Regions from separate parts of the Mus musculus genome. Here all the other regions are linked to region 2. The links are chromatin loops, found by intact Hi-C in ENCODE. Cell type or tissue: left cerebral cortex. All regions are shown on one strand. Links, peaks and the distances in the headings refer to the core of each region. The heading gives the core; the rest is flanking DNA.

Region 1 (7,914 bases), core at 1,458-6,457, 77 kb before region 2:
CTTTAATCTCAGCACTTAGGAGCCAGAGGCAGGCAGATCTCTGAGTTCAAAGCCAGCCTGGTCTACAGAGTGAGTTCCAGGACAGCCAGGGCTATACAGAGAAACTCTGTCTTGAAAAACTGAAAGAAGAAAGAAAGAGAGAAAGCGAGAAAGAGAGAAAGAAAAGAAAGGAAAAGGAAAGAAAAGAAAAGAAAGGAAAAGGAAAGAAAAGAAAAGAGAAGAGAAGAGAAGAGAAGAGAAGAGAAGAGAAGAGAAGAGAAGAGAAGAAAAGCTTCCAGAATATTCTAATTGAGCAACTGCTGGTGGGATTGAAGGACATTCTTCCCCCTGAGAGGACTCCGGTTTTGTCTTCTCTCAGTGGGAGCAGGACAGCGTCTAATTGTGAGCACTGTGGTGATGTCTTAGTATGTGTGCTGAAATTAGTAGCATGGAGCCTCTGGTTTATAAGCACACAAAGTGAGCTGAAAAGCAGTTCAAAACACAGCAATGGGTAGTCTGTGTCATCAGGGCGTGATTGTATGGATTTTATTTTTCTTCCCCTATTTTCATGTGTGTGAGCTAAGTATGTACATGTACAGGTGAATGCCTGAGGTTGCTGTTAGAATCACCCTTCATTGCTCTTCCAACTTCTTCATTGAGGCAGGCTCTCTTCTTACATGAAGTACCGATACGGCCAGCTTTTCGAGCTAGCTTTCTCTGGGCTTTGCTTGTCTCTGCTTCCAAGGCTGCAGTTACTGGGTGAGATCTGAACTGCAGTCCTCACGTTTGCGAGAGCTTTAGCCACTGACGCGTCTTCCCAGCCCATGCCTTGCCTTCTCTATTTAACATGAGCTGTGTTTCTGTGTATTGTTAGTCATTGTATGGTGAAAATATATGCACTGCAATTTCGCCATACTCTATTGCATGTCCTTTACTTAAAAATAGACTTACCTTTATTCTTTTTAATTACATGTAAATGTATCTATCTGCTTGTGGATATAGTCCACTTGACTACTGGTACCCTCAGAGGCCATAAGAGGGCATCAGATACCCTGGCACTGGAGTTAGATAATTGTGAGCCATCTGACATGGATGCTGGGAGCTAAACTTGGTCCTCTGAAAGAGAAGCAGATGCTCTTAACCACTGAGCCATCTCTCCCACCCTGTTCCGCCTTTTGGCTTCTGTTCATCACTGTGTTTAGCATCACATAGAAACATCCTCCGCAGGTGACAGGATGTGTGGTGGGGTCAGCCTGGGCCAGCAGCACAGGGCTGAGGGCAGAGGTGAAGAGTTCACTTTCTCTGAGAGCAGCCACCTTCATGGAAGGAGTTTCTTTGAAACAACTGTCTGCCTCAGGGAAGGGCAGGGAGGTGGCCACTGTGACCTCTGGGAGGTCATGGCATCCAGCACTCTGAGGCACTTTGGCATGGAGAAGATAATGTTTTAGAAAAGAGCTTGCAAATCCTTGCTCTTTTGAAAGGGCACAGGGAGCCTGGAGATGGGTCCCGCGGTGGGATGTGGTCTTGTGAGCAGCTGCTTTGTATCTGCAGTAGAGAGGAAAGACTTTTAGAAAATAAGGAAAAAAAATCTATCATAAAGGGTTTTTAAAATATCACATATTGCAAAAATTGAGTGGAGGAGGACAAAGGAATGTCATCGGAGCCTGTCCCTGTGACATGCACTCAGCATCTTGGAAGCTTTTCACTCAGGTTTTTCCCATTTGCAATCACCATGGAAAGTCCAGTTTTTCATTCCCAGTTTTTCCATTGCGATTTCCCCGTGATGTCCTCTTAGTGATTTTTCTATAATTCACTATCATGTAATATCTTAGTTTATGTGCATTGGTGTTTTGCCTGCCTGCATGTCTGTATGAGGATACTGGCTCCCCTGGAACTGGAGGTATGGACATGTGGGTGCTGGGAACTGAACCCTGGTCCTCCAGAAGAGCAGCTAGTGCTCTCAATCAAGGAGCCACCTCTCCAGCCCTTCTCTACCATTTTAATTCCTAGATAATAATCCACTAATTTGGTATGATATTACTGATTATGCTACTAGTCCTTTCTCTTGTTTTTTATTTTTTAACTTTTGCTGCTTGGGATTGAACCCAGGACTTCACGTGTCCCAGGCCAGTATCTGCCCTGAGCTTCATCTTTATCTCTCCCTGCTAACGTTGTTCAGCTTTCTGCTACTGAAGAGTCTTTGGCATTGACAGCTTGACAGTGGGGATGGCACCCCCACCACCCATTTCCCAGGACTGGGTTCTCAGAAACAAGACTGTGCTGTAGGGCGGGAGCTCTTCCTGCCCGTGTCCACAGACTGCCCACTTGTTTTGCTATAGGCCTGCACTGGTTTGCTTTCACTGGCCAGGAGTGAAGTCTGGGACCTATTTTAGTCTTGGCAGCGTTGAGTAATATCTTTAAAATAAACTCTCTTTTCCTGGTTATTTTAATAGTTGAGAGCAGTTCATGTATTTTACATTTTTAATTTTTTTAGTTAACAAGGTAGAATGCTTATATTTTTAGCTATTAGTTTTATTTCTTTGTGAGATATTTGTTGATGAATTGAAATTAACTCTCACCTGGGCCTTGCGGGTATTAGCTGTTGTGCAGAGTGCCTCTGGAGGACCTCCGCTCAGAGCTGGGGCTCGGAGGCTTTATTTTGGTGTGCTAGTTCTTGGCTAGTGAATTGCCCTGAGTGATAAGTTTATTCAAATTGCTTTTCATGTCTTCCCTCTGTTTCTGTGGTAATAAAATGATGAGACATATGTGTCAGGAAACGCGATGCCTCCGTGAGAGCGCTCACTTTCAGGAGCCACAGTGAGTATGTGCTTGAGTGTCCTGGGCACCGTACTGAGCCAGGCACCTTATGTCCTAGAGCAACGCATTGGGTTGCCACGGGAGCTTTACTAGGAAGGAGCTGTCGTCACAGAGGCCCAGCAAGCACACAGAGCTTGCATGTTGGCTCTAGAAGACCCCATAGCCTTCCTCTATCAGAGACTCCCAAGAGTATTTTTTGTTCACCTGTGTAGGTGACCCTTCGCTGATCTTGTGGATCTGTATTACCCGTGGATCTATGTTACCTGTATTGTGCTTGTTGTAGTTAACAGAAATTCCTGCAACTAATGCAAAAGAGAGTAGTTGGCTTATAAAGAAAGAGAGTTATTTTGGAGTTTTTAACCTCAGAACCCAGTTGGCTCTGTTGCCTGTGGAAGATGGTGTGTCGTGGTGGGAGAGTGAACAGTGAAGTGAAACCTCATGACTAGGAAGCAGAAAAGAGAATGAGGAGGAAGGTCCCGGGTCTCATCATCCTCTTCAGGCCACCCCCAATGGCCTAAAGGCTTCCTAGTAGACTTTTTCTTTATAGTGCTATTATTTTTAATTATGAGTGTTTGTTCTCTCATGTGCATGCACATACATGTTTGCATGTAGCCAGGTGCCTATGGAGGCCAGAGGGATGGAGATGTGAACTGCCCAACATGGGTGCTGCCAATCAAACTCAGGTCCTCTGGAAGAGTAGCAAGTGCTCTTAACTGTCCTGTCAGATCACTAACTCTGGACCCCACCTCCTCAGGCTCCGTCACCTCCTTCCTACTCCTGTCAGTAAAACTTTAACACTTGGGCCTCTGAGGGACATTCAGAATACAAACTATAGGAAAAAATTCAACACATCAATAATGTTTTTCTCCAATAATGATTTTTAAGGTGGCCTTTAGTCCTATGGGCCTCTGAAACCTCTTCCTAGAAGCAAAGTCCCATTCCCAGTGCTAAAGCAGAGACACAGATGTCTAGAGCCGAGTGCCTTGAGACCTTCCTGTTCTGCCATGGGCTTTTACTGTTATCTCTGTGTCTCGACAAACTGTTGGGGGTTCCTCCTCACAAGTGGGATTAGTTCTCCTTGGGAGAATTTCATCGTGTCTTTGGTCACGTGTGGCACTTTTATCATCTCTGACTTTTGCCTGGGTGCGTGCATGTCTGGTGGAGTGTGGAGGAGAAACTAAAGGATGTTAAAAGAAAACATTTTAATGAATCTCCCAAACCAGAGACGTGGGAAAGTAGGTGCAGACTTGGAATCCGAATTCCATCTGCCTCCACTGTGCCCCGCTCTTGCTTACTCATTGCTCAGGCATGATGGTGGAAGAACTGGATAGAGTTTCAGGGGCAAGTGTGGAACTCTGGTCCCCTAGAAGTATAAAGGGGTCCTCCTCTTTTTTTTTTTTTTTTTTGTCACCGTCCTAGGCTTCTTCTGCCTCTAGATGGCACCACATGTAACATTTTCTTTTAAACCAACTAAGTTGGCATGGACTCAGAGCAAGCAGAGGGGGAAGTGGAGTTTGAGTTTGCTAGCCTGAACGGGACACTGGCTGTTTCAATAAGCTGCCTTCTAATGGCTTAGCATGTACAAAGACTGGGGAATCCAGGCTTGTCATGGGCTGCATGCAGCGTGCTTCGGGATGGTGGCCATTGCGGTGTTGTGGCCAGTGAAGGCCGGAACCTCTCAGTGAGTTGTGGGAGGCAGCTACAGCTGAATGGATTTTTCCCTTTCAGCTGGATCCAAACAGAATTGCCGAACCACCAATATTTTGAATCAGGTAATGCTACCTGCTGCAGTCTGAGGTTGAAATCCTTCCGCACGGTGCCTCTGGATTCGACCTTGCTTGGTGTGGAGTTTAGCAGAATGGATTAGTTACTCTGCTTGCTTTGTGACCAAATACCTGACAGCGTAGAAGGGAGGAAGGGGGTCATTGCTCCCTGTTTCAGAGGAGCCATCCTGACGGAGAGGGCATGGTGGAGAAGTGCGCTTCATATCCTGGTCACCAAGAAGCAGAAGGAGACAGTACAGGGAAGAGCCAAGGCAAGATGTCACCCCTAGGACTCATCCCCAGTGACTTCCTCAAGCTAAGCCTCACCTCCTGCCTTTCACTGTGGGATACATCGATTGATTAGGTCTGAGAACTCAGGATCTGATGTTCTCTGAACCGTGCCCCACCCCCAAAGATGTACCTGAGGTGTGCTTTACTGAGCTTGCAGGCATTTCTTACCCCACTGGAGTTGACAGTCACAATTAAGCACCGCAAAGACATAATTGAATTAAAATGAGGTCACAGAGTGGGCCTTAAATGATCACAGCTGAAGTCCTTCCAAGAGAGAAAATTTGGACTCAGATACCAAGAGACAGAAGGTGATGTAAAGCCACAGGGAGAAGAAAGCCGGCTGTCCTCGTGTCTCATATACGTTGATTTTGGACATCTGTCCTCCAGAAGTTCGGGAAAATCAGCTTCTGCTGCTGAAGCCGTTCAGGTTGTGGAAGCTGGCTACAGTCACCCCGTACACTAGCACAGCCATGGACTCATCACCGTTGTGTTTTAAGTTGTCACCTAGAGATGCATGCGTGTCCAACACTTGTGAAGTGTGATGACTTTCACAGGCATCGGCTTCTGCTTTCTCGGTGGTTTGAACATAAGAGCATGTTCAGATCTTAATTCCCAGTAACCAAGGACATGCCCTAACTTGGAAATTGGGTCACTGCAGATGTGAATAGTTAACATGAGGTCATATTATAGTAGGGAGAGCCCTTATTGCAGTCTGCGTGGTGTTCTAAGAAGATAATGTAAAGACATGAGGGAGGGATACTGTCTGACAAGGACCGAGGTGGGAGTGACACAGCCTTCAGCCAGGGATGCCAAGGGTTCACCGTGCTCCCTAGAAGACAAGGTGGGGTGAGGAAGGGAATCCGCCTGGAGTCGATGGGGGAATTGTGGCCCTGATGACCACTTGATCCTGCTGTACAACCTCCAGGGCTTTTCGTTTACACCGTCCACTCTATTGGTGAAGCTTCATAATGGCTGCCCTGGGAGAGGACTCTTCTTTCTTCCCAGGGGATCACTGGGAAGACACGAGTGCTCCCCTGGGCTAACCTGGAAGCAGTGGACACGGGCCTTTTTTTTTTTTTTTTTTAAACTGGCTTGCCATACTTGCTCCATCTCTTGGGGACAGTCCTACTCTCAGTTTCTGCTTGAATATCTGCTGTGTCACATGTGAAGTGTCCCTATTCCTGCAGGTCTTAACTCTGGCTAGCCCTAGTGAAGTACTGAATTCCACAGGCTTCTGAAGGAGTTGGACTTCTGACAACAGAAGTGGCCCTCAGAGTGGCCCAGAGACTGATTGTGGTTTCATGCTGACCCATGTGTATACTCTTGTGTGTTCTTTCTTTCCTACTTGTGTTATTTTGCTGTGTGTTTTTAAATACCTCTGGTAACTCAGTCACGTCCAGACCCTTGGGTTCTTCCATCCCAAAGGTGAAATCATATATCCTATAGTTCAGAACAGGGCTTTAGGGCCAGACCATGCTGGGTTCTCACAGTCCCCGACGCCCTCAGTGCTACTATACTTTTCTCAGCACATACTTCCTTGGCTATAAGATAAGGGACTGTCTCCGCACCTTCACCAGAGGGCATGTTCAAATCATTCATTGCATGATGTAATCAGAAAGAAGCTGATCTTATCCAATAGGTATTGTGCCTCGGGCAACAGTATACTATCCACCTCTGAACAAGCAGAAAATTGCGTGAGGTCTCTATCTGCCCAGCATGGTATGGTCGGCTGCAGCCTCCACATGCCCGGTCCCTCACCTTCCTACACTCCAGTAAGCGAGGCTCTGCCACAGAAACTGTTTTATTTCCTGGCTCAATATCTTTTTGTTTGAGGGAGTCTTTAGCCAGCCAATGTCAAAATGTCCTTCAGCTTATCTCTCTAGAGAGCCAGCTGGATACCCAAGCTGGTGCCAGAGGGAAAAAGAACAAATCTTTGCAGACCTGAGTTGAGTGTGGCTCTTGGTGGAGCCTCCTCTGCATTCTTCCCAGAGTCTCAGCCTCAGTGAACCTGCAGTGAACCTGGAGTTGGTCCCCAACTGCCAGAGTGGCTGTGGTTGGCTTGTCCTCAGAGCTGAGCATACCTATGTGGATTTGTCTGGTTGTGTTCCGTTTTGTGACCTGTAGCCTTCTCCAGTACCTGTGCATAGAGACCTTTCACTTCATACACTGGCCTGAAACCATTTTAAAACTTGATGCAGACGCTCCTCTCCCTCTTCCCCCACGCTTGCATTTTATACCTGTACAGCCGCCATGAGAAAAGATTCTTGGTTCTGATGTTAGAATCCCTCATTCCTAGGTAGGACCTGCCAGTCACCTATATAGGAACAAATCCAGGTTGTCAGACTTCCCATAAATCTTCTCTCTTGCAGCCTTTGCTTAAGAGACCCCGGTAGTTCTGCTTTTGTTTTTCCCAAAAGATGCCAGAAGTTTTGCATGAGGAAAAAAAAAAAGACAAAGTGCTCCCCAGCTCGCTGGGCTTATCAGTTTCTTAGAACTTCTAGAACACTGTATCACACCCCGGATGACACAAAGTGGCTCTTCCACAGTTTTGGAGACTAGAAGTGCAAAGTCTAAGTGTGAGGTGTGCCCTCTCTGGAGGATAGAATAAGTATAAATATATTTAAATTGGTTATACTACTCTTTCTTCTGTCATGTGGTATCTCGACTCCTCCACTTCTGTGATGAGGACACACTCAGCGTGCTGGTTGGTGAGAACGCAGCCTGGCAGAGCTGTGCTTTTCTCCGCCGTGGGTGTGGGTAGGCAGCGTGCTGGAGATGAAACACCCCGTCGCCAGCTTTCTGCCTTCCAGCCCCGCCTACGGCTGCGATGTCCCTGCTAGTTCAGGGCCTTTAAGTCCAGTGTGTTTGCCTTGCGCAGAACACTAAGAATATGGGTTAGCTGCTAATCTTTATAAATTGTAAGCTCACACATGAAAATTGGGCTTATTAGATTTTCTTTTTTAAAAAAGGGGGGAAGGGGAGAGCAAAAGAGAGATTCAACATTAGAATCTGAACTTGCCAAAAACAAAACAAAACAAGAAAAAACTACACTTCTCATTTGCCC
Region 2 (7,914 bases), core at 1,043-6,042:
AAAAATATATCAGAATGTGTCCAGCTGTTTCCCCATGTGTTGGAGGAAGGAGAAGTATCCGAGGTAGCAGAGAGCTGGAGTTCCTTGCTGTTACATATTGATAGCAGAAGGCTTTTTATTTAAAGGAAATTGAGACCAATTATATGGCTTGCAATTAAACTCAGAAAGGGAATTGAAAGATGGAGAATTAATTTCCTGTTTGTTTGTGATACAGTATCTAGGCAAACAGTTAATCAGCACTTGTATCAACACCCACCCCATAGGGCTCAGCCCTGTAAGTGCAGCCTCCTCTGCCTCCCCCGAGAACACTGGTCCATCTTACACAGTTAGCACTGCCTTGCTCGGCCTTGCTCTGTGCCAGGTGCTTGACAAATGCAGATTCCTAAGTCACCGTGCACAGATGCTCGGCTAGGGCCTGGGGGGTTGTGATGTCACAGAAATCATTACATCCTAAGAGCAGCAGCAGCAACACATAGCAGACACGTGTGGTCAGACTTACACAAAGAGCAGCTTCAGGTGTGATGGGCAGTAGTAGGCAGAGGCCAAGGTTGGCCCTGAGAGACCATGCTGGGCCTCCACTTTTATAACCAAATGAAGGACACGGAGGGCAAATGCCAAGTCCTGTGGAGCAAAACAGGCAGATTTGAGATTTCGCACAGGAGAGGTGATAAGACCTAGCAGTCTGCTTTGGAGGGAGAGAGAGGGAAGGATGGGGGAGGGAGCCCTGTCTTCAGATGCCCTGGTCACCATGGGGGAGAGGTTAAGTTCAAAGGTGCACTGTACAATTCTGGAGGCCTTCTATTCGCCTGTCCCTCTTGACTATGTCAAAGCCAGGGAGTCTGACTTGCAGGGGTGGTGGCTAAGGCTACTATGAACAGGAGCTGGTGTCTCGCTGCTTCTAAGAAGGCCAGAGGTATGAGGTCTGGAATTTCCTGTCAATACAGCCTTCATCTTCACATCCAGCATCCTGTGTCTCAGGCCAGAATGAAAATAACAAGGAGCCAGGAAGGGTCCCCAACCGTGCTGCAGACATGAGCCAACCCAGCCAGGAAGGGTCTCCAGCCATCCTGCGGACATGAGCCTACATCCAGCCAGGCTTGCCACAGGTCCACGGGGCTTTCTGGGCTTAGAGCCTGTAGATAATTCCCTTTTCTCAGTTCCCATCCCAAGTTCTATAAGCTCTGCCACCCCCTGCAGGTGGGTGTAAGCTGAGGTTGGGCACTTTGCCAGGACAGCAGCTGAGGCACAGAGTTCTGCCATATTTCCGTCACAGTGAGGCAGTTGGAGGCTGTGAAAGGAGGTACTTTGTGGTGGCAGGGACTTTTGTACCACCCTTGCCCCACCCCACAGTCTTCTCGCCTCCTTTGGGTCTTTGCTTGGTGAACTGTTTTAGGACCACTTTCTGCCAAAAGATGTTTCCTTTCCCAGCCTCCACCCACATTGGTTGATAGGATAACCATGGCTCGGCTTCCTGCAAGCCCACGTACTATGTTCATTTAGCTCACTGCAGAGCATGGAGACAGGCGGCAAATGGCAATCACAAGCATGTGAGTCGTGTAAGGAAAAGTGTAGGGCACAATAGGATAAGAGTGGAGTCCTCTAAGCAGAGGTTTGCAGTTTCAATCTGGAGGTGGGCAGGAGTCTGTGAAGAGGGAAGCGGCTGCTAGGTAGAGGGAACAGCAAGGTGAGGGAACCCCCATTGGAAGAGAGGAAGTGTGGGGATGCCTGCCTGTAGTGCCCACCTGGGTCAGGTGGGGGCTGGTCCTAGATACAGCGTACGATCCTGACCTACATCTCTAGGGTACTGGGAGGTCAGGAGTGGCCCAGAAGACATTTGGAAGGAAGAAGCAGATGCGCCTGAGCCAGGTGAGACCAGAAGGCATTACAGGGCTCTGGTGAGCTGTTTTGGTCTCACCACAAGCCTGCAAGGCCTTTCTGTAAGCCTGAGTTGGAGCTGAGGTTTCTCTCCAGCCCCCTCTACCACTCTGTTACTGCTCATTGCCCTCTACCGAAAGTCTGAGTGCTTAGACCATGCTAGGCACCTGTGATCGTTTGCATATGCTTGGCCCAGGGAGTGGCCCTATTAGAAAGTGTGGTCCTGTTGGAATAGGTATGGCCTTGTTGAAGTAGGTGTGTCACTGTGGGCGTGGGCTTAAGACCCTCACCCTAGCTGCCTGAAAGTCAGTGTTCTGCTAGCAGTCTCCAGATGAAGATATAGAACTCTCAGTTCCTCCTGCGCCACGCCTGCCTGGAAGGTCTCATCTTGATGATAATGGACTGAACCTCTCAACCTGTGAGCCAGGCCCGATTAAATGTTGTTCTTATAAGAGTTGCCTTGGTCATGGTGTCTGTTCACAGCAGTAAAACCCCAATTAAGACAGCACCCTGAGTGGTGCTTCTTGTGACTCACCCCCTGTGCCTCTCACTGCTGCTGATTAGGAGCTTCTGTGGCTACGCTATGCTGTGGTATCATTGCACCACTCCTGGGGACTGTCAGCTCTGGAGTCTGAAATGCATTGTTCTCTGAATTTTAATCAAAGCACTTGATCTCCTGTTCTTCCAGTGTCAAGACTCCAGCATCCCAGATCATCCACCCCGTTGACTAGACAGAAACTTCTACCTGTGCTCCATCAGCCCTGGCTTCTCTCAGGATGCTCTTGTCTGACTTTGTCCCACCACAAGTGGGCCCAGTGGATCTCAGTGCACATGGATGGGAGGCTGTGCCTGTTACAGTGCTTGGATGAGGGATGCTTGCATTTTACACAAGGAATTACAGTGAAATGAGAGGCAGCTTGCAAGCAAGTTTTGGCCATGGGGGTTGGGGACGCTTTTCCTCTGTAATGTCCTCCCGCCTCTGGCCTTCTCAGATAGGGCAGGATTGGTATTTCTCTGTAAGGGAAGAAGTTGTATCATGAATGACAGTAGTTGGGTCCTGAAATTAACCAGTCATAAAGTAAATAAATACATTGGTTACTTTGGGGCCAAAGGACAATATACCAAACCAAGAAACAGCACCAAGTTTTTTTATGCTTAGCTTTTCTGAGTGAAATAGTATTGCTATTACTGGGGACAATCTGCCCTTTTTAAAGGACTGTGGTATAATACACAGCACACGGAATCTTCCATCTTCCGTGGTTTGTTTGTTTGTTTGTTTTGAGACAGGGTTTCTCTCTGTAGCCTTGGCTGTCCTAGAACTCACTTTATAGACCAGGCTGGCCTCGAACTCAGAGATCCGCCTGCCTCTGCCTCCCAAGTGTTGGGATTAAAGGCGTGCACCATCACACCTGGCCTTCCTTGGTTTTGAGGTGCAGCTCACCAGTGCAGAATACCGACTCCACTGGCTTACTCACATTTTGAATCCAGAAGAGAATGCCCAGATGTGTGTCAGGTCAGAACAGAAAATGAAAACAACTGTCTCTGGGCTGTAGAATCTGGAGTGTTTACGGAGGCTGCATGGTTTGTACCACAAATCTTGTCTCAGTGAACCCACCTGGGCCTGGAGCAGGGTGGGTGAAGGGAGGCAGGCACATCTGCATGGTTTGGAGCATGTTCTTGCGCCATCTAGTGTCCTTGGGGGCCTTAATCTAGCGGCTCCCGAGGCAGCTGGATTTCCCTGGCTCTGGGAGGAGGCTGCATAAAATCCCAGTGGCTTGAAAAGCGCACCAGGGAGATGTTTGTCTTTTTAGATCATTTGGATTTTTTTTTTCTTTCCCCAGCTCTGATCCCAGGGAAATTTGCAACTAAAATTGTGTTTCATTAACAGTCAGAACAGTTTGTCCCTTTGAAGCTCAGACAGGGTGAGATTAATATGAACCCGATATTAAGCTATTAAGCATCAATTTGGCAAACCTATTTATAAAAGAGCTGGAGATAGAAAATAAAGAAAGTCACATTAAGAGGCTTGTCTGCCAAATCCACTCTCTATTCTGAAAGATGTGACTTAGTAACCAGTCTCTGTGTGAGAAAGAAAATTGTGTGCGTGGGTGTGTGTGCGTGTGGGGTGGGTGGGGGTGCTTGTGTGGGTGTATCGACTGAGCATGGCTTTTGATGACAGGCACTTACTCTGATACTGCCATTGCCCCTAAATGGTGTCCCAGCCAATGTAGACTGACTCCGTATTGCAGCCTTGCTGTGAAACAGCTGGAAAGTGACTGAAAATGTCTTGCCACCACAGTGAAGACACAGCCACCCCAATGTCACAGCACGGTGCATTGTTCACGTGCTTGTGAGGATGTTGACAGGGTTAGGTGTAGAAACACGTGGCACCATGCAATAGTGTGCCAGTCAGTGACAATAATAAACAACTGCTACTGGCTTCTGTCTGTGTTGGCTCTACTTCTGTTTCAGGGCGAATTCCTGCTCCTCACACAGTTTATTGTGGAGCAGGATGTTGTTGGGCCAGCAGCAGCAGCCTCATACGGCCTGTGTGTGCCATGCCTTTTGAATGCATCATTTTCTCCTGTGCCTGATTTAATCCCTTGGTGTTGTGTTCACTGTGCCTGTAGAAGGAAGACGCTGTGCCACATATCAATGATATGCAGCCCAGATGCCAGAGGACTCCACCATCTGGGTGTGCGCAGAGGCACAGTATCATGTTCACAGGACAATGCAGTTCTTGTAATGAACTGTCATTAAGCCTTGGAGTAGTAAAATAATTAACTATTCATTATGGCTCGTCTGTTATACAGTGTCATGTGCCCAAGTACTGGATACTTTGCATTTAATCCACACAATGGTCCAAAAGAGTACATGTTTTTATTCCCCACTTTACAGGGAACAGAGGCAATGAATGGTCAAGGATTTTACCACAAGTTGCAAGCCCACTGTTAATATTCTGTCCAGATGATGGTGTTTGCACCTTCTGTCCTTTATCCTTGGAGCTTCCTGCTGCAGCTGCAGTTTTGTCACAGTTGTATGTCATATTTAGCTCTCAGTACCCACCTCCCCATGAACAGAGATGTCACTTATGGGACATGCTGTTGGTGCCTGTGTTTGGAGTTCCTGTATCACACACAGGCTGGGAGAGGATGTATGAATGGAGGGAAGATGGCAGCTCAGGGATGCCAGGTCTCCCTGTCCCTGGCTCCCCTGCTTTGTGACCTGGACAAGTGACTTTCTCCCTAGAGCCTCAGAGCCGTTCCTATAGGATAACAAGATGGCTCTGTTGGCGTGCTGATTTGTGTTCTTTGTGAGAGGATGGACAGGCAGTGGTTACAGTAGCACCATGTCAGTAACAACTCTCAGGCACCCTGAGTTGTGCCCCTATATTTGCCCCTTTGGAAAGTAGGATTGTCCAACTCCGGTAGACAGGATTGGTTCTGGTGAGCAACACTGAGAGTGGAGGGCGTTTGGCTTTACCACCTCTTCACTTTCAAGTTCCCTTGCACTCATGGAAAGCATATGTGTGTGCATACAGCCACATGCATATTGACCTTGATAATTTATTTTTATCTTGTGTGTTTCTGTGCATGTGTATGTGCAAGTGCATGTGTTTGTGTGGAGGCCAAGGACAGCCTTGGACTTGTTTCCTCCTCATCTACAGCCTTTTTCTTTTGTTGTTGTTGTTTGGTTTTTGTTTGCTTGCTTTTTCAGACAGGGTTTTACTATGTAGGCTTGGCTAGCCTGGAGCTTGATATGTATGCCAGGCTGCCTTCAAATGCACAGAGATCCACCTGCCTGGACTGCTGGGATTAAAGGCATGTGCCGGCTGGAGAGGTGGCTCAGTGGTTAAAAATAGTGTCTGCTCTTCCAGAGGTCCTGAGTTCAGTTCCCAGCACCCACATAGCTGACAATCATCTGTAATGGGATCTGATGCCCTCTTCTGGTGTGTCTGAAGACAGAACATTCATGTACATAAAATACATAAATAAATCTTTTTTTAGAAAGCATGTACCAGCACACCGTGCTCCATCTCATTTTCCAATACAGGGTTTCACTGGTAGCTGGAGTGCAGCAATTTCACTGGACTGACAAGCCAGCAATCCTGAGAATCATCTGTCTATGCCCTGTACACCTCCCCCCCACTGTCTATCCCCTGTACACCTCCCCCCCCACTGTCTATGCCCTGTACACCTCCCCACCCACTGTCTATCCCCTGTACACCTCCCCCCCCCACACACACACACACTATAGAGATTATATGTAAGTGCCACCTTACCAGGAATCCAACTCAGTTTTTCATGCCCGCACAAGCACTTTACTGTCAGAGTTAACACCTGGATATTTTTTGATTTAAGAACAAGGAGAATGGGGCTGGAGAGTTGGCTCAGCAGTTAGGAGTATGTGTTGCTCTTATAAAGGACCGAGTTCAATTCCCATCACCCACATGGAGGCTCACAAACATCTGTAACTCCAGACCCAGGTGATCCAGTGTGCTCTTCTGACCTCTTCAGGCATCAGGTATACATGTGGTGCACATACATATACTTAACAGACAAAACATCCATAGTCATGAAATTTAAAGAAGAAAATCTAAAAAAATTAAATAAATAAATAAATAAATAAATAACAAAAATAACAGTAGTAACAGCAGGACACCAGGCATTTGGGGACAACCATACACACATACCAAAAATAAAAAATATAAAAATTATAATAGTGTGCATATTATGTCCTTCAAGGCAAAATGATACAGTCAGCATTCCATGGAAACCGTGAGGAAATTCCAGTGAGCCTGGGTAATGAATGGCACGTATTACTCAGCCCTTGTTACTGCCATTTAAGATGTGTAAGGCATCAATGATAGTCCCCTTAACATGCAGCAGGTGCGCTGCTAAGTGCATCAACCTATTAACAAGCCGCTCATCAGTTTCTGTAAAGATGGAGCTCTCCAAACCATGCGATTTTTCCTGGCTCAGTCTTAGATTCTCACTCCAGGGGGTCCTCACTCTTTGCATGTCTGAGGGAAGTGATTTCTTAATCTGCAGGTATGCCGCTCTGGAGGGAGTTTTGCATATTATCTTCCCCCGTGTGCTGTAGGAAATGAATACTGGGCTCTGCTCAGGAAGCTCTCCTGGGCTCTCTGAGCGTGTGATGGAGGAGGCAGCCAGGCGTGTTTGCAAGCAGGAGCCCAGCCTTGCTTCCAGCAGAAGGTAGAGGTATCTGCTAATGATCTGAGTGAAGGATGGACTCATCTATTCCCTCTTGGGTTCGTTCTGTTACAGAAGTGCTGAACCTAATCCCAGGAACCTCCTGTCTTGCTGAAAATCAGCCATTTGATCTGGATCGAGAAGAGTAGGTCAGACTTGGCAATATGGTAGTGGATAGTGTGGACTCTCCGGGGCTCCCACAGGCACTATCTGCTGAGCACCAAGAGGTGTCAAAGATGAGGGGAGGGTTGGTCCTTTTCTCCATCTCCCCTTGCCTCTGGTCCCCTATTTTCTCCTGGCTTATTAATCCTGTGACCAGCCCTCAGCTTTCTGCATCCTTCTGTCTTAGTTTGTCATCTTCCCTTCCTCACACTTGCCTCTGTAAATGCAGAAAGACATGGAGATGCTGTTAGGTGGGACTGTGGGCTTTCTGAGCACCCACCTTCTTGGACCCTTCAGCCCAGGGAGGCAACCTCTCTTTCTTCTTCTTCTTCTTCTTCTTCTTCTTCTTCTTCTTCTTCTTCTTCCTCCTCCTCCTCCAAGTTGGGAGAAATAGAAAGTTGTACCTCTGAGTTCCACCCTGGCGCCATCTGATTCTTACAGGATTCATCACTGGCATGGCACCTTTCCCGTTGCAGCGTTTGGGGAAATCATGGAGACTTGACTTCTCTGACCCACAGGCCCTATGGGGAGGCAACACGTCTGACCTCATTCCTCTTCCTTCTTTCCATTCCCACCCTAAGCCTTTTCATTTATTTGAACATTTAGAAGAGTAACCTTCATGTGCCCTCCCAGACCTTTCCCAGTACTGTTCTGAAGACCTTTG
Region 3 (7,914 bases), core at 1,458-6,457, 64 kb before region 2:
AACTCACTCTGTAGACCAGGCTGGCTTTGAACTCAGAAATTCGCCTGCCTCTGCCTCCCAAGTGTTGGGATTGAAGGTGTGCACCACCACTGCCCGGCTCGTTCTATCTTTTATATCCTCGCAGCTCACGATCATGCTGAGGTTAAGTTCAAGGATCTGAGTTTCGTGATCATGCCAACGGTCTTGGTCTATAGTAGCCAGGACGTTGGCTCTGGAGGTGACTGGGGGAGAACCTTGGATTTTTCAACTTCAAGGAAGTGTTGAGCAGTGGTTATGATACAGATGTTGCCACTGCAGACATCAGGATGGTCTTGGTATTCAAGAGATATCCTGGGGTGGCAGCAGAAGGGAAAGGCATCAGACTGTGGAGTGAGCTGGGCTTTTATGGAAAGAGAGGAGGAGGAAGAGGATGGAAGAGAGGAAGAGTGAGGAAGGAGGGTCTGGTAGCCAGGAAGAGGTGTGGATGGTGTGTGGGTTTAAGAACGGCTTGCCCAGCTCTTCAGGGAAGTCCTTGGTCCACAGATGCCATTGTAGGAGCCTGGTCCTCCCAGAGATGCTCTTTAGCATGAGCACCCCTCCCCACTCTTTTGAAAGGCACTAATCTCACTGCAAGGGCTCCACCCTCATCACATAACCACCTCCTAGAGGGCACACCAAATGCCCCTGTGTCAAGGTCAAGGTTTCCTTACACAAGTCTGAAGGAAACACAAGGAGTTTCCTGAGAAGAAAAAGCAGAATAAAGCCCAAAGGATGACAAGTATTCTGCATGTTTAGCTTTGCATAAAGTCATTCCTAAGGATAAGGGAAGGGTTTCAAGGATGCTTATCGAAGTTGCTAAGTTGCTGGTGTAGGACCTGGAGCTGCCAAGGGAAGAGTGTAGCTGTGTGGTTGGTGGTCAAGAGTGGGGGCTGCAGAGTCCCAGGAGAGGACCAAATGATCTTTGACTATTTTCTGCTGTGTGACCCTGAGCGAGCCACTTAACCTCTCTGTACCTCAGCAACCGCCACATGTGTAACATGAGAGATGAGTAGTTCTTATGTTAGTGGCTTCTGAAAGATGACTGCTTGACACCCTCTTAGTACATACAGTGCCTGTCACTCAGCCAGCCTTCAATAATGCCTGTTGCGATTCCCTGTCATTACCTCATACTTTCAACTCCCCTAAAAAGTTGTCAGGTAAAACAGCTTCAAATGCTCGCCCGCTGTCACCTGACAGCCACTGCACTACCCACAATGCCGTGACTAATACATCTTGTGGAAGAATGCAAGAATATTGTAGGCTTATCTTGACAGTTCAGCATGAAGCTGTTCGACGTGGTGTCACCAAAAAATAAAATAAAATAAGAAAAATAAAAGTTCTCATTGAGTTTGTTCCTGAATAGCAGTGAAAGAAAGTCTAGCTCGTTTACCACCTGGGGCTAGCAGCTGTTAGGAACAGCCCCCAGCCTGCCTGTGCTTGGCAGGACACCTGACTGCCTTGTTATTATAGACACAGGAATGACTCAAAGCCTGCTTGAATGAAATCTCCCAAATAGGGCATCTAGGAATCTGCATCTAAGCCAGCAGCCCAGGGAGCCAGGGGTGTCTGCTGTATGCTGACCCCAGGTGCCAAGGTAGATTCCGATATTAATGCATGAGGTCATCGCTTGGACAAACCTTGCATCTTTCGATATGCAGGTAGAAGAGATAGATGCGCAGCATGTTGTCATTCTCTCAGGTGCAGGCAGCCGAGGGGCATCTCTATCAGGGTGTGCCTTCAGAAGCTGTCCACCCTCAACAGTAGTGCTAAGGACCTGACACCGACCACATGTGTCCACTCTTCGTTTTGCTTTAAAGGCCCCTTCCTGCATATTCTTCCCTAAAGACATCATCAGGTGGACTCCTGTTGATCTTGTGAGAAAATCATTTCATTGGGCCAGAAATGAACTTCTCGGCAAGAGTGGGGGGGGGGCGGGGGGGCGGGGAGGTGTGTGTGTGTGTGTGTGTGTGTGTGTGTGTGTGTGTACCCAAGGCTGGAACAGGCTATGCTGGGGTTAGTGCTGTTCCTTTACATGTGATGCCCATGTGTGAATTTCTCTCCACTCCAGTTTGCTTATCTGTGAAATGGGGAAAGGGTGAAATAGACTCTCTCCAGCTCTGTGACTGAATTCCTCACTCAAAGCAAAGCAAAGAGGAAGGGTTGATTTTGGCTTACAGCTTGAGCGGATCCAGACCATCATGGAGGAGGCATGGTGGGAGGAGAGAGGTGACTGGTCACGTCATATCTGCAGTCAGGAAGGAGGGAGAGGGAAAAGGAGAGGGTGGGGAGGAGAGGGGGGATACCTCTAGGTCCACCACAACTGGTGGCCACATGAGCCTATGTGGGACATTTCTGGTAGAGCTTAAATACATTTATACCTGTTAAACAGTTAGGCTGCTCTACAACAAAGTCTCATGACCCTTAGACTTGTGTCTCGTGGGGTATCAGCTGTCGTTATTAATAATCCCATCATCATCTTCAAGACAATGCAGCGATGGTCATCCTTGTCTGTGAAGAATCGAAGTACAAAGGGGAAGCTGCCCCGATCTCAGCCGTGCAGCCAAGTGCAGCTGAGAGCAGCCGAACAATGGTCAGGATGAAGTGGGGTTCAGCCTTCCTGGTGGGGCTGTATTGCCAATTCCTATATCATTGCTTTTTGGACTGGGCCTCTGGGGTGCCAAGGGTGACTGCCACCAAGGAGAAAGGGGAACACAGAGCAGCAGGGGTTTTGGGTTTGGACCCTTTTCCTGCTTCAAGCAAAACGGCTTCAAGCAGAACAGCTTCATGTCTATTTTTAAAAAAATGTGTGGGCTTTTACACACTTCTTTGTTTCCACTGAGGGTTCTGTGGTAAACAGATCCAAGGATGAATTCTTGCTGGACTCCCTAAGCAGCCTTTTGTTCTCTGTCTTTAAAGTCTTCCTAACTTCTGGGATTCCAAAGACCGCGCCAGGATTGTCTCTTGCTGGAACAGAACTCAAGTTCAACTCACTGAGCACAGGTGGTACTCAAGACATTTGTTCTTTATAATGAGCCCCCGTCTGCTTTCAGAGTAGCAGTGGGTTTGCAGGGCTGATGAGTTACCTGTTAGTAGACACTTCTTGGCTCCTAACTGCATCAGGTCCTACTTGGCTCCAATCTGGCAGTGTGGCTGGGTCAGTGTCTCCACTTGTGGTGGGAAATGGGAAGCTGTTGACACTGTGGGTGATGCAGTGCGCGTGGCCGTCAGCCTGAGGAGCTACAGTACCAGTGCTTTGACATCAGAGAGACTAGGGGACAGCTACAGGATCCTCTTCATGAGACCAGGAAGAGATGATCTCAGACAGGCCCATCCTTGGTACAGATAGGTTGTGTCATTAAGATCCCTCTTCAAGGCTTGGAACATGAGTCTGCCGGTAAAATGCTTGCTAAGCAACCCTCACCACTCAGCATACATGTAAAGTTAGGCTAACCAGCTGATAGACTCTCTAGGTTCAGAGAGAGAGGGAGGGGGGAGAAAAGGAGGGAGAGAGAGAGAGAGAGAGAGAGAGAGAGAGAGAGAGAGAGAGAGAGAGAATCTCAAAACATAGAGGCAGAAGACGCCTGATGTTGAGCTCTACCTTGTGTGATGCGCGCGCACACACACACACACACACACACACACACACACCACTCCCCCAACCAACCTCCCTGGTGCAGGGGTGGGCATCTCTCTTTAGTGCCCTGCCCAAGTTTTCAGTATTAGGTGGCTATGCCTTTCATAATTCAAGAGGCTCCCAGAAGAAGCTGTGACTCTTTATGGGGAATCATTTCATCATTAAAGCTTATGTCTACCCAGACAGTGAAGGACCAGGTTCTTGCTCTGCCCTTCACCCCCCTCCCCTCCTTGCAAGGCATGGTTGAGAAGAAAACATCAGCTGCACATTGAATAATCGTGCTGCGATGCAACTCTCACCTTGGCGCATGTGAACGACCGAGAAAACAATGCCCGCTTTCCTTGGGCTCTCTAGTTAATATCCCTTGGTCTTGTGCCAGCCTCTCCCTCGACTTCTACATTTCAGAAGTATTTTGTTTTCCATTGCCGACAGGAGGAGTACAAAGGCAGATGGTGTCATCACCTAATTTGTTAATTCTGCCAGACTTTCTTCTCCTGCCAATCAGCAGTCATCCTTACCGGCTCATGTTTAAGGACAGCCTTGAGGAAAATTACAGAGGAGCAGTGTCCTGTTTACCCTGCGAATGAATGCCGAGGGCTTGGGTAAAATCAGAACAAAACAAACAATTTAAAAGCAGCACAGTGGCTCTGAGTGAATTCAAGGGTGGGCAGCGAGGCCGCTGCAGAGGAGCAGCAGGGGAGCCCTGGCTTGCTGTTCTTGACCCTGCCTAGAACTTAGCATGGGGTATTTCTTTCTGAGCCTTCCTTCCCTTCTAAAGTAGAAACGTGCCCTCCAGCACCTTCCCTGGAATACTGATTATTTACAGGATTGACATCATGCAGTTCTTTGAATTCTCTCCTGGCTTCAGAACAGAACTGTGTAAAACAGCAACAGAAACTGTGGTGAAGGAATGTGAGCCACATGTGGGCCACTGCTGGGGCCGCATCGGGGTCAGTGGATGCTTGCCTTGCAGATGTGAGGATGTGAGTTCATTTCCCTGGAGCCCTTGCTTTTTGTTTTGTTTGTTTTGTTTAGTCTTCTGAGAGAGAGACAGAGACAGACACAGAGACAGAGACAGACACAGAGAGAGAGAGAGAGAGAGAGAGAGACAGAGAGAGACAAGAGACAGAGACCCTGGTGTGGTAATCCTACCACTAGAGAGATGGTGTCTTAATTAGGGTTTTACCACTGTGAGCAGACACCGTGACCAAGGCAACTCTTAAAAAGATGTTTAATTGGAGCTGGCTTACAGAATCAGAGGTTCATGCAATATCCAGGCAGGCATGGTGCAGGAGGAGGTGAGAGTTCTACATCTTCATTTGAAGGCGGGTAGAAGACCCTAGGCAGCTAGAATGAGGATTTTTGTTTGTTTGTTATTGTTTTTGTTTTTTGTTTTTTTTCGAGACAGGGTTTCTCTGTATAGCCCTGGCTGTCCTGGAACTCACTCTGTAGACCAGGCTGGCCTCGAACTCAGAAATCCACCGGCCATGCTCCAGCACTGCCTGGCGAGAATGAGGGTCTTAAAGCCCATGCCCACAGTGACACACCTACTCCAATAGGGCCACACCTTCTAATCGTGCCACTCCCTGGGCCGAGCATATACAAACCATCACAGATGGTAGTTGAGTGGATGCCTGTGATTTTCTTGCCAGCCATCCTAAACTACTTGGCAATATCCAGGACAGTGAGAGACCCTTAAACAAACAAAACAAGGTGACCAGTACCTTAGAAATAATAGCTGAGGTTATCTTCTGGCCTCCACACACATGTGCACACCTACCAACACATGCATGCACATGCACATTCATGATCACTTATACACACACACAGAATATGGGCCTGGTGTTCATGCTTGTATTTCTAGCACTCCAGATGCTGAGGCAGGAGAATTGCAAGTTGGAGGCTAGCCTGGGTTACATAACAAGTTCCAGACTCCATTGGGCTTCCAAGTGGGAACCTGTTTTAAAAGACAATCAATCAAAACACAAACAAAATAATGTGGATAGGTGGTTGGGTGGGTGGTTATGTTGATGATGGATGGGTATAGGTAAATGAAGGAGTCAGTGCATGGGTTGATGAGTGCATGGGTCTATTTTCAAACCATTGGTGGGAGGGAGGGATGGATGGATGATGGATAGATGGATGGATTAACTGATTGGTGAGTGGGTTAATGCATGTTTAGGTAGATTGATGGATAGATTTGTCTTGGTACATAAAAAGAGGAATACCTCACTCTGTAGCCATTCCTTCCCAGAAATCTTTGTCCCCTCTCTTCCCCGGCAGGTAGACCTTCTTTCCTCCAGTTCACATAGAACTGTGTGTTTCTACCTATGACTTGTCAGCATCAGATGCAATAAAGGCCATGGGTGTTTGCTTTCTAGGGCCATTAGATGTTTTCAGACAGCCAGCAAAAGGCCTGAATTTATCTTGCTCAGTTTTCCCAGCAACAAGCACAGTGCGCTCCCAGCATAGCGTATATTTGCTGAGTGACCCCATCGAGGAAGAAAGACTTTGGAAATGCACGGACAACGTGTCCTGCTCTCTCGTGGCCGCTTTCTCGGCTAGGCTTTTCCTAACAGGTAGCCAGATAGGGTTGCTAAAGAGCAGCAGGGTTCCTTCCATCTGCCGCATGCACACACAGAGATACAACCACATACAGAGACACACAGACACAGAGACAGACAGGCAGAGAGATAGACAGAGACAGACACCTCCCCCATATGTCTCTCAAGACTTTTAAAGGACCTCTTGATTGTTTTAACAGCCTGTCTTCACAACGTCTCCTTCTGCTTCATCCCTGTTCCTGCCTGTTAAGTAACCATTCTTCCCACAGTTGGATCCCAGTGGATGTGAACCCTGGGACACCCCTCCCTGGTCAGCATTTGCGGATACCTATTATCTTCATCCTCTGTCATTACATCCTAATGTTTTGCTTAGATTTTAAGACAGGGACAGAGGCTAATGAGGGGCTTTTGTGCCCAAGAACTGTGGACCCTGGCAGCTTCAGTGGCTTTTGTATTTAATTCCAGGGAGGTAGGGTACTCATAGTGACTAACAGGGTTTCAGGGGAAGAGACAGGCAGCTCAGCCGGCTGAAAAGATGCAGCCCTCCTCAGATCAGCTGTTGCTCAGGCAGCCTGGGTGTTCCTATGCAGGGAGAATGGCAAACTCTAGAAGACCCCCCCTCCCTCCCTCCTCCTGGTTGTTACTGTCTCTTTCGCAGGGTTGTGCAGGAGCCAGCTCTTGCTGTGGGTGAGCTGAGCGCTCGAGCTCCCCTAGGCTCTACTTTCCTCCACTCTAAAGGGACTTGGTCACGTCTAAGCACCAGATACCTATGATTGTCCCTGTGGGAAGACAGAACCGTTTGCTGGCACACGAGCACATGTGTAGGAATAGATTTTGAATTGTTTACATATGCAAAAAGATTGGACTCCTAGTGAGCAGAGTATACAGAGGCACTCTGGGGTCTGTGCCAACCTGGGAATATTGTTGCAACGTTGTACACCAGACTCTCTGCTCAGTGCTCTGCATGGCTGATATCATAAAGAATTTAGATTGCCACACTAAATCCCACAGACACACACCCTTTATATAGGATTGAAGCTTACAGGAAAGGTGGAGCCAAGATATGAATACAGACATTCCAGAGTGAGCCTAAACCATTGTTATGCTGCCCCCTGCAGGTCAGTGTATGGCCTGGCTCATCAGTGTGGAGGGTTTTGAGGAGCCTTAGAGATTAGAGGCAAGACCCTGTACAACATATTTCCTCTGCAAAAAATGGGGGGGGGGGGGAAGAGCTTGAATATTTAGTAGCTGAAGCAAATTCTAACTGCTCTTCAGTTCCAGAGCATGCAGCAGGGGCTTGAAACATCAGAACCACAATGGGAGTCTCCCTCAGGGGTGCCTTTCCTGGTAAAAATCGACAGCTGGGGAGCTGGCTCAGTTGGGAAAATGCTTGCCTTGTAAAAGTCGTGAGAACCTGAATTTGAATCCCAGGATCTTTGTAAGAAGCCAGGGGTGGGAGTTCACATGTGCATACCTGGTGATGGTGAGACAGACGACAGACAGAGACAGGAAGACCCCTGAAGGCTTGTGGGCCACTAGCCCAGCATACTGCTGAAATCCCAGGCAGGTGAAAGACCCTGTCTGAAGCAAGAAGGCTGTCCTCTGATCTCTGTGTGTGCATCCTTGTACCATCCCCAGCACACACAAACCCAGCAGGAACATCTCTGGGCTCTGTGCACTAAAGATGTCTGGCAGGTT

Evidence for each region. A loop is a pair of places that touch in the nucleus more often than their neighbours do. Peaks named below come from ENCODE experiments on the same cell type or tissue, not always from the same donor. Only the 100,000 strongest peaks of a DNase experiment are listed, where the experiment ranks them.
Region 1: a loop joins it to region 2, with 5 times the contacts of the local background. A loop is called at or near these places in 8 of 42 quality-filtered maps.
Region 3: a loop joins it to region 2, with 2.3 times the contacts of the local background. A loop is called at or near these places in 8 of 42 quality-filtered maps.

What each region holds. Positions count from the first base shown.
Region 1 is chr2:102,103,826-102,111,739 of GRCm38, reverse strand. All of the region lies in intron 2 of Ldlrad3 (low density lipoprotein receptor class A domain containing 3), which reads left to right. Among named protein-coding and RNA genes, the nearest start is that of Ldlrad3, 79 kb to the left of the region's middle. In left cerebral cortex, for the core only: a CTCF peak has its summit at 4,231 (motif pointing right); DNase peaks (open chromatin) are centred at 2,306, 2,784, 4,097 and 4,218; H3K27ac peaks cover 1,448 bases.
Region 2 is chr2:102,026,485-102,034,398 of GRCm38, reverse strand. The region is part of intron 4 of Ldlrad3 (low density lipoprotein receptor class A domain containing 3); the gene reads left to right. Among named protein-coding and RNA genes, the nearest start is that of Gm39888, 39 kb to the right of the region's middle. In left cerebral cortex, for the core only: CTCF peaks have their summits at 1,206 (motif pointing left) and 3,567 (motif pointing left); DNase peaks (open chromatin) are centred at 1,424, 3,573, 4,136, 4,489 and 1 more place; H3K27ac peaks cover 610 bases.
Region 3 is chr2:102,091,117-102,099,030 of GRCm38, reverse strand. The region is part of intron 2 of Ldlrad3 (low density lipoprotein receptor class A domain containing 3); the gene reads left to right. Among named protein-coding and RNA genes, the nearest start is that of Ldlrad3, 91 kb to the left of the region's middle. In left cerebral cortex, for the core only: no CTCF peak of the experiment used is centred there; DNase peaks (open chromatin) are centred at 2,918, 4,114, 4,401 and 4,454; H3K27ac peaks cover 672 bases.